Linked DNA regions of Mus musculus: region 1 is linked to region 2. Evidence: chromatin contacts called from ENCODE Hi-C or POLR2A ChIA-PET data. All regions are on one chromosome and are shown on one strand. Each heading gives the region's core, a stretch centred on a gene start or an enhancer-like site at or near the end of the contact. The rest is flanking DNA. Distances are from core to core; before and after follow the strand shown. Region 1 holds the start of Dld (dihydrolipoamide dehydrogenase). Region 2 holds the start of Cbll1 (Casitas B-lineage lymphoma-like 1).

Region 1 (5,209 bases), core at 600-3,099, 150 kb after region 2:
TCTTCCCCCATGAAAAACGGCATGGGAGCAGGTCAGGGTTGCTCTGGGTAAAACCCTGTGAGCCTAAGAGTCAATCCTGTACATGGCCCCTATTTCTGCACACTGGGGATCAGACCTCTATCTTCACCCACGGAGCTTGCTTCAAAAGAATATAAAAGGGGGAATTGTGGGAAGCCATTCCAGACTCCCTGGCCAGCCCAGACGGAAATCTGTGCCAGGCAGTAAACAAGCCCATATTTGGTGGATGGCTAGCCCTTAATCCCTGATTGGCTGAGCAAGCCTTCCTGGTGAGGTGATGTGACCTGTGGTGATTGGTTGAGGCGTGGTTATGGCTTGAGTGGATAAAAACACTTGTACCCCGAGAGGCGGGGGATTTGAAGAGAGAAGCTGCCTGAGTAAACTGCTTTAAGAAGAACCGGTGGTTGCGTTTTCCTTGCTGGTCGAGTTGGATGCAACAATAAATGGAGATCATTGACCAGTATTTGATCATACGTCTACCTTTAGCTGTATGGGACCCGGAAAAGACAATGCTATTCTGAATACCCATCTGTCCAGCTGAACAATCTCTTATCTTATGAAAGGGGAAAACAAGGGCTTAAGATGTAACTCAGGTGAAGAATGCTTGCCTGGTATACTAGAAGCTCTGGGTTCCGTTCCCAGCAATCAGCAACACATGGTGGTGGGCACCTGTAATCCCAGCACTCAGGAGATGAAGGCAAGAGGACTATAAATTCAAGGTCATTCTAAGCTCTATATTGAGTTTGAAGCCAGTCTGGGACACATGAGACACTCTCTCAAGAAACCAAAAAGGGGTTGTGGTGGTGATTAATATTTGGTAACAGCTAGCTTTCGTCATAACATTAAAAAATCATTTATTCATGTCTTTTTCCTTCTAAATGGGCATAGATAGGTAAGAAGTAATATTCATCTAATCCCTAACTCTATGGAGTTCAGTACAGTGCCTGGGCTGTAAACTTTTGAGAAGTATAGAGTTAAGGTTTAAACTAGAGACTGTTATTACAAAGTGGTATCAGACCTTAAATCTCTGTGCTCAATTTTTTTTTTTTTTTTGTTTTTGTTTTTGTTTTTCGAGATAGGGAGCTCTGGCTGTCCTGGAACTCACTCTGTAGACCAGGCTGGCCTGGCCTCGAACTGAGAAATCTGCCTGCCTCTGCCTCCCGAGTGCTGGGATTAAAGGCGTAGCCCACCACGCCAGGCTCTGTGCTCAATCTTATAGACAACAGTTAGCAATCTTTTAGGTGCACTCTCAATGAAAACCTAACACCTCACCCACCATCCCAACCCTTCTAGTTTCTTCTACAAGGGAGGCGTGCTTTCAAAATACAAAAATAGAAGGGAGCTTGTTTTCTATACTTTTTGTTAGCGCAGTTTTCAGAACAGGATGTTGGTGAAGAAAGGTTCAAGCCTATCCTTTCCATTGCCTTCGAGAACAGAGATTGTAAACCAGCCGTTAAAATCAAAGCCTTTGTTCGTAGAGCTGCAGTTACCTCTCCTTTGCTTTCTTTAACCTCTCAGGGCTCCATCCAGAAAATGCAAACAGTTCATACGGTTTTTGTAAAGCTAGATAAAGCCTACTGCCCACGAATATCTAGCACAACCATAAGCTTGTCAAGTTGTCAAACTTTTCTTCCTTTCCTATTTAAACTTTACTTTCTGTGGGCTTTACTGAAGAAACAACATTTTTATTTATCTAGTTCGTCTTTCAAGGATAATTTGCAACTCTACTCCAGTCATTTGAGCAACAGTTCTCCAATTCCCCAGCTGCCACAAAGCGCAGCGCCCTTCACGACAGCGCACGACGAAGCGACCGGAAAGCCTCTGCCTTTCGGGCCAATCGCGCTGCTCCTCGGCGATGACGTATATGTTGCGCAGGCGCAGGGTGGGGAGACCTTGGATAAGTCTTACCAGGCGTTCAGCGGAGGTGAAAACCCCTGGTTGGAGGGACGGGACCGAGGGACGATGCAGAGCTGGAGTCGTGTGTACCGCTCCTTGGCCAAGGTGAGGGCGGCCCGCGAGGGGATGATGCTGGACCACAGGCACTTAGACGCCCGCTGTGGGCCCGGACGCGGCCTGCCGCCGGGAACCGCCGCGGCCCCGCCTCTATGCCGGCTCGGTGCGGCCTCCCGAGGCAGCGGGGAGCGCGAGCCCGGGCTCGGGAGGGCCCTGCTGCGGAATGACTGCCCGCAGCCCCACACGACCCGGACGCTGGTCCAGGGGCCTGGGCCCTCCCCCAGTTTCGGGGAGGAGTAAATGACCCTTGCCACGCGCGGCCTGCCCCTTCCTACCTTTCGCCTCATCCTAATGACCCGGGGGGTGGCCTACTCTCCTACGGCGGGGAAGTAACCTTGAGGCCCGACTGGCCCAGACGTGGTCAGCTCCAACACACCGTCCCGCGAGTTCCTCCTCCAAGGATCTGTTTTCATTCACGTCTCTAAACTAGTGCACCCTGCCATCAGTCAGGCCCTGGGGCTTATAGTTTTAATTGCAGCGGTTTGTCGTCCAAACAACTTTCCCATTTCACCTGCCAATTGACAGCTGCCAAATTGAATGTATGAGGCCTAGTGGCAGGGTAGCAGGATAACTTTAGGGACAATACAGAAATGAGACTCTTCACGGCTGAGCCGTCTGTGTCTTTAAAAGTTAATGTAACACGCAAAATGTCACTGTTTTAGGGAGAAGGTGAGCCGCGTCTCTCAGTACAGACAGTTCTTTGTTCCTCTTTGGTTGGCATATCTTGATCTCAGGTGCAGAAGTTGTCTTCAAGTAAAAAACCTTGCTGCATCAGAGTATATTGTCGCTGCTGTCCATTGCTTACTCGCTGTGATAGGAGCTGGAAGTGTGCTTTCTTTATGTGGCCCTGGCCTTAGGAAATGGTAGTCACACTGCTTAGAGAGTGTGAGATTATGATGCAATTTGTGGGACTTCCAGAATGTGAGGCCACTCCGTTGTTGGTACATTTTCCTAGTCCAGTTGGTGGCTTAAGAACATCTTTATAGATCTTATAAGTGATTACAGACTGTTAAGTAGATTTGTTAGGAAGCAGAATGACAGATGAAATGAATATCATTGAAATACTTAAATACCTGAATTCAAAGTTTTGGGATTTTAATTAGAATACTAAACTGATCCTTGGCAATAAAATTAACAATGCTTTCTGAAGTTTTAATAAAACTGTAAGCCATTAAATATATTTTTATTAGATTTAATATGAAATGGTTCATTGAATGTTCATAATAATAAGGCAGACCTGGCAAGGTAAGATTGTGAAAGTTTAATATTATGGACAAAAAAGGGAAATTGGTAGGATACCTGTTTGCGGCAGAGAAAGTCCATTAGTATTATTGCTTGATACATTTGCCCCAGTTGTCATCGACCTTTTAAATTACATGTATTACTTGTGCACATGCCTGTGGGCATGAGCGTGCAACATAGGATGAAAGGATGCCAGAAGACAGCTTCTGGGAGTCAGGTCTCTGCCACCATATAGTTCCCACGGATTAAACTTGGGAAGTCACCCTTGGTGGCAGGAGCCTTTAGCCAGCGGGCTATTTTGCCAGCCTGTTTTAAAAATTATATTTTACTTAACAGGAAAATTTCTTTTGTCTTTTTTTTTTCTATTCTAGAAAGGCCATTTCAATCGGATATCTCATGGCCTACAAGGAGTTTCTTCAGTTCCTTTAAGAACTTATGCAGATCAACCAAGTAAGTACCTGATAACAGCAGTTTTCAATCCGAGTAGCTGAGGAAAGTGAATGTTAGAGTGACTTGTAGTGTTAATCTGTGTGCTTGTTTACTGTTGTCTGTACACCCTGTATGCTACGAGAGGTAAACATGGCCAAGCCCGTTCTTAAGGTGAACAGTACGTAAGTATTCTAAGTGTTTGGAGAAGAAACTGAAAATTAAAGCAGGTTACTAGGAGTCCGTGAGAGGATGTCAGGAAAGCCTTCCGAGGAGATGGAGGGAGTGAGGATATGAAAAGTTGTTTCAGTGAGAAAGGCCTCAGATGGATCTTAATTCGGGAACCTCCAGGAAAAGCACGAAGACTAGGTGGCTTGCAAAACCCAAGGAATAAGATCAGAGAGGTCGAGGGACCCCAGCACCGAAGTCTTTCTAGGCAGACAGCATGGATTTTACTCCACTGGTGAGGGAGAACTGCAGGTGGGTTTTGAGTTGAGCATTTTTATGTATTACAGCTTTTAAGAATTAATTTTGTCTATTGGGTCAGATTGTGTTGGTTGTTTCAGAGCTGTGATGATAATGATTTTTGAAATCTTGAATGAAATTCTTTAAGACTACTATTATATACAGAGAAGGGAGCTGTGGGGTGTATAATTTCCTTCTTAATGCTTTCTTGAAGTTTTGAATTTTCTATAAAAGATAGGTGTTTTGGTTTTTTTTTTTATAAGCACTTGGAATGGGATAAATGGGTTTTTGATAAGGTATTTAACTTACAAAAAGTACTGAAGTGATACATTTACTGAACCCATTAAAATTTGTATTTAAAAGTATTTTATTGCCGGGCAGTGGTGGTGCACGCCTTTAATCCCAGCACTTGGGAGACAGAGGCAGGTGGATTTCTGAGTTCGAGGCCAGCCTGGTCTACAAAGTGAGTTCTGGGACAGCCAGGGCTACACAGAGAAACCCTGTCTTGAAAAACCAAAACCAAAACCAAAAACAAAAAACAAAACAACAAAAAAAAAAGGTATTTTATTCTTTAATTTTGATCTGTGTTAGGATGTGTGTACATGTATGAGTCCCTGTGTGCATGCCACAGTGCAGGTGTGGAGATGAGAGGACAGCCTTGGATATCGTGTAACAGAATGTTATGGTGTAATCAGAGCCTCCTATTTTCAGTCTTTGCACAGGCACTTAGATTTTATGGAGTGAGTCCATGCTGGTTAGTTCTTGTCTACTTGACACAAACTAGAGTCTCCAGGGAAAAGGGACTTCGATTTGAGGAATTCTTCCCATCAGATTGGCCTGTGGGCATGTGTGTAGTGGAAGGGTGCAATCCACTGTAGCAGGTAGGCCTTGGCTATATAAGAAAGCAAGCTAAGCAATCCAGTAAGCAGCATTCTTCTAGGCCTTCTGCTTTAGTTCCTGCCTTTAGGTTCCTTCCTGTCTTGGCTTCCCTAAGTTGCTTTTAGTCATGATGTTGATCACAGCAACAAAAAAACAAACTAAGAGA
Region 2 (5,012 bases), core at 2,129-4,628:
CCTTGGACTTCCATTCACAGCTGCTGCTGACCATTGTTGGTTGTTGGACTGCAGACTGTAAGTCTTCAACAAATTCCCCTAAAAAAGAGACTACCCATAAGTTCTGTGACTCTGGAGAGCCCTGGCTAATACAGTGGCTCACAGCCATCTGTTGAGACAACCAGTCTCAAAAGACCTGATGCCTTCTTCTGGCTTCCACGAGCACTGCATGCATGTGGTGCATAAACACACACAAGCAGTATACACTTGTACACATAAATACATGAAATGTTCAAAACATATTTTAAAAAATCACATGGAACATGTTCAACATCTCTAGCCATTAGGAAAACAAAAATTTCCCCAGTAAGAATGTGTATCAAAGCAATCAAGAAGCAACACATGTTGGCGAGGTTTGGGGTGGGAAACTTATACCACTGCTTGGAATGTAAAACAGTGTGGAGGTTCCTTTAAAAACAGAATTCCCACATGACCCTGTCATACCACTTCTGGGAATATGCCTAGGCAAATGAGTTAATTTACTATACAGATATTTGCATATCCATTTGATTGTGGCAATATTCACTAGCCAACACAACCAAGGTGTCCAATAACAGATGGATGATTTAAAAAAGCACGTTACATTCACACATGGAATACTATTCTATCATAAGAACAAAGTTATGGAACTTATAGGAAAATGGATAACACTAGAAATCATATTAAAATGAAAACTGGTATCACAAAGATAAGCATCCCATAGTTCCTCTCATCTGTGGGATATAGGGGACATGGTAGTAAGAGAAACTACTAGGGAGCTGGAGGGGAGATTGGAAATGCATAATAGAAGGGGTGAGTATGGTCAGTGTACATTTTACAGAAAGGGAAATGTTACAAGAAAACTCATTAGCTTTACAGCCAATAAAAATTGAAAACAAGAACATACAGGCCTGTGTATAATCCAACTTAGGAACTTAAGAGACTATCTTGTCATACTACTCCTGCACTGATAGAACATGGCAACTATGATAAATGGGGGGAGAAAGCACAGATGCAGAAGCCGGGCATCTGAGTGCTGGGCCACATCAAGGACATGCCCCACTGTTTACTAAACTGAGCCTTCAGCAAGTTTCCTTTTTTATTTGCCGAGACAGTCTATGTAATTCAGGCTGCCTTTGAACTTGCAATCCTCCTGTCTCAGCCTTTAGGGCACCCCAGGAAAATTTTCTAACAATATACCACAAAATACTGAGAAAACTGTAAAAGTTTGTAAAACAATTTGAAAGTTCTTTTAAATCCCAGTTCTCTAGTATTAATAGTCATTAGTATTACTATCATTAACCTATTTTTTTAATCAATCTCCAGTTTGATGGGGGTGGTGGCTATCAAGTACTTCCTGGGTAAAAGCCAGCTCTTAGGCAATCTAAGGTGTTGTATAACCAGAGGCTTTCAGCACCAGATGTATAAAGTGAAGCACGACCTCTCCAGGGTATGGCTGAGGGTAAGGTTTTCATTGTAGCTATGAGGGGGAGCACAGCCAGAGGCATCTGCGTGAGCCCTGAGCAGGAAGAGGAAGTAGTAGACCAAACATGGCCAGAGGTTTGGACCCAGCCACGAGAGGAAATAGGGACAAGAGAGGAAAATGAGAATGAGAGAGGGGAGGGGAAGAAGGGAAGGAGGGAGGGAAAGAGACGAGGGAAAGACAAATGCCAGGGTTATACAGAAAAGCAAAGCCTGGGGGGGGGGGGGAGGGAAGCCCATGAGCTGAAGTGTAGGGTCCACGGGGCTGAGAGGAGCCACTGGTACTTATGATATTGTGATACTGAGGAAGCCTCCTGGAGGCCAGCAAGTACGCACCACACTTAGCCATTTGTCCCAGTTCCTTCTGTAGCAGACAGTGGTTAAATAGCCCAGCGCATCAGCCCTAGATTGAGAGACATACCAGTACCCAACCCCACCCGACTAATTCCAGCAACTGAAAAATTATGAAAAACACCCCGTAGTACAGAAACTTACATTTTTAACAACAACAAAACCAAAAGGATATCGACTTAGAAATGTCCTTATTTGAGTGTACCTACAACCTTGTTTGTAAAGCCGCAATGAGTGGGAGTCTTGGAAAAGACCACAATTAAGACAATCACTAAATAACATGGTATACTTACACTAGGATCACTGCAGTGTTAGTCACCGTTGTTACTGTGCAACGCACACAACACATTGCTACACATACTTGATTCAGAATTGAGTACTGTGAAAATATTTTTAAGAAAGGCCAACATAATAATGTTTTATTGATCTAGGAACTCTGGCACTGAAAGCGTGAACAACCCAAGGTAACGATGTCGTCACCAAGGGACAAGCATAGAGCCCAAATCCCTTGACTCCTAGGCTGATGTTTTCCACTAATTGTGTTCCTTTCTACTCATACGAGAGCTTCAAGTGTGAAGGGCTGGGGAAGGCAGAAGACCTATTATGAGCCAAATCGAGGTGGGGGGTGCTCTGAAGGTCTTCAGCAGTCGCCGTTGACACTCTTCTTTGTTTTGGCTGAGCAAGATGAAAGCGGCAACCACAGACCCCAGGGACCAAGAACTGGAACTAGGTACCGCCTGTTGTGGTAACTCTCTTTTCTTCAGTCGGGGCCTGCCCTTTCTCATCTCTTCCTTCTAGTCAAGCTCTAACGCTCTCCCTCCGACTCCATCGGTCCCTATCTTCCCTCCTTCACCCCCTTTGCACACAACTGCTTTGTATTTTCGTTGAACGGGGACCTCCTGGTGCTCCCTCCAGCTTTAGCAGGGATTCCAGGAGCCTGGTGGTGTTCTCTAGAGCCATGGGCTAGTTAGCATTGTAACACGCGATTCAGTTGAGAAACTACGGTGGGAGCCAGGGCAAACGCGCGTGTCGAGTGGGCGTTGGGGTTCCTCAGGACAAAGCACAATTAGACAATGAGGACCTTGCCTCCCTCCCGGACGCCTAACACAGCTTCCCTCGGGCACCCACGGAGCGTGCGTGTTTACACTTCTCTACACCCGGCGGCGGATCCGGGGGGCATTCCAAACCGTTACTCCGCCCGCTGGGGTGGGACCAGCCCAACGGCTGAGACTGCGCTCTGGGCGGACTACAAATCCCAGAAGGCCTCGCGCCGCAGGGGGGCGGGCGGCGGCTTACCTGCCTGCCGCGCTTCCCTTTGGTTCCTATTGCTTTCTCACTGCGAGAAGTATCATTCCTACAGCTGAGGGCTGCCTCTGGGGAGAACTAGCAGCCTCGACACCAAAACCCTCGTGTTCCCCCTCTTCCCGCCTCAGTCCTGGCTATGTCTGACTCCTTCGCCGGAGTCGGGTGCTACGGCTAGGGAGGGAAGCCCGTGAGAGCAGTTCGGGCGCACTTCCGCCTCTGCGCTCCGGAAGGTAGGGCGCAGGCGCTTACTGCGACTCCGGAGCGACTGACTTCCGTTCCCACTGTGCCCCGCGAGCCGAATCATGGATCACACTGGTAAGGAGGCGGAGGCAGCGGGGGTCCTAGTTTCTTGCCCCCGTGGCTCGTGTGGGACTGGTCGCCCAGCAGGCACAAGGGGCTATGCTCGCCCCACTGCGCCGGGACGTGGCGGAGAGGAAGCAAGCTCAGACCCGGTCCCGGGCTGAGTCTGCTGCTTCCCGGCCTACCCTCCGGAGCGGTGCCTCCATCCTGGAGACCGGCAGCACGGCTCCTTTGGTGCCGCTGAGCTCGTTTCGGGACCCTCCTCCGCGCAGACTTGTTGGAAAGGGAGGGTCCCAGTTTTGTTTTTGTTTTTGTTCTCATTCCGGTTGCTTTGCACTTTTGCTGGGGAAATAGGCGGGCGTTTTCCACTCTCGGAATTGGAGAAGCGTCCGGACTCTGGGCGAGAGTGGGTTGGAGACTTCCTGCTGCCTCTCGGCTTCGGGCGGCTGCTGCAGTGGTCACCGCCTGTGGTTATTGTCTTGTTGGCTTTTCGCGGACTAGTGGTTAGAGAAGAGAGTCGGATATAGTTTTCGAAGTTATAAGCGGAGCATCTTTTCTACCGGAACTCAAAGCATGCCCGGTCCTTCGGCCGTGGTCCTTTCGCATCTTTTGGGGACATCGCATATTACGAGTAGCTTCAAACCTCATTTCTGCTGGCTTCGTTTTCTTGGTTTTAGTTTTAGCACTTGGCTTTGAGTGCTTCAGACAGTTTTATCGCCAAGCAGGAGGAAAGGCTTTTTCTTTAGGAATTGACTGAGTGCGCCCAGTCTTCAAACACTAAGTTATATAATTGCATGCAGATACTTGTAGGCTTGGAGATAGAATGGTGGAATGGTAAACAATAAGACTACGTTCTTGTCTTCGAGTTTTCATTCTGTCAAAGGAGACAAGCAGATTGGTTTCTTCTTTAACAGCTGTTTACAATTTGTGGTGAGAACTTTTAGAAACAGGTGCTTGCCGGGCAGTGGTGGCGCACGCCTTTGATCTCAGCACTTGGGAGGCAGAGGCAGGCGAATTTCTAAGTTTGAGGCAAGCCTGGTCTACAGAGTGAGTTCCAGGACAGCCAGGACTACACAGAGAAACCCTGTCTCGAAAAACCAAAAAAAAAAAAAAAAGAAAAGAAAAGAAAAGAGAGAGAAATGAATGCCCATGGAGTAGGAAGTTTCAGAGTGCCAGGGAAAGGTGTTTTTGGAATGGTAGGAAGGTATAGAGAGGACCAAATGTCGGTAGACTAGTTAGCTTTAAGTTGAGAAGGAGAACACAAATTACCTTTTTCAGGACTTTGAAAATCATGATAAAGGGTTTAAGTGGCTATGAAGCAACAATTTTGACTCTTCTATGGAGAATGGTGTAGGAGAGGAACAACAGAAGTAAGTATAAATCATCTATGGGTGGTTGCAGTGCCACAGAGGGAGGCTCAGTTTAGTTGAATCGAAGCTCAGTGGTAGAGCAACTTAACCAGCTAGCACGGGTCCCCAGCAACGCCGTAGGGAGAATGGGAGCAGGACAGAGAGAGTAGGCAGGGGGAGTGGGAGCAGGACATAGAGTAGGCAGTT

What was found. A loop is a pair of places that touch in the nucleus more often than their neighbours do. ChIA-PET counts read pairs that join two places held with the same protein, here RNA polymerase II (POLR2A).
Region 1: a loop to region 2 is called in a map of regulatory T cell, with 4 times the contacts of the local background. The contact joins the promoter of Dld here to the promoter of Cbll1 in region 2. A Hi-C loop is called at or near these places in 2 of 37 maps with a recorded cell type or tissue (T-helper 17 cell and regulatory T cell). POLR2A ChIA-PET finds 5 or more read pairs at or near these places in 1 of 5 experiments (embryonic stem cell).

Annotation. Positions count from the first base shown.
Region 1 is chr12:31,348,111-31,353,319 of GRCm38, reverse strand. Dld (dihydrolipoamide dehydrogenase) reads left to right here and starts at 1,849. Exons shown (of 14, transcript NM_007861.5): 1 at 1,849-2,019; 2 at 3,645-3,723. The coding sequence starts at 1,981.
Region 2 is chr12:31,497,982-31,502,993 of GRCm38, reverse strand. It overlaps Cbll1 (Casitas B-lineage lymphoma-like 1), which reads left to right and starts at 3,378. Exons shown (of 6, transcript NM_001253847.1): 1 at 3,378-3,471. The coding sequence starts at 3,459. Gm40362 (a long non-coding RNA gene) reads right to left here and starts at 3,374. Exons shown (of 2, transcript XR_872643.3): 1 at 3,148-3,374.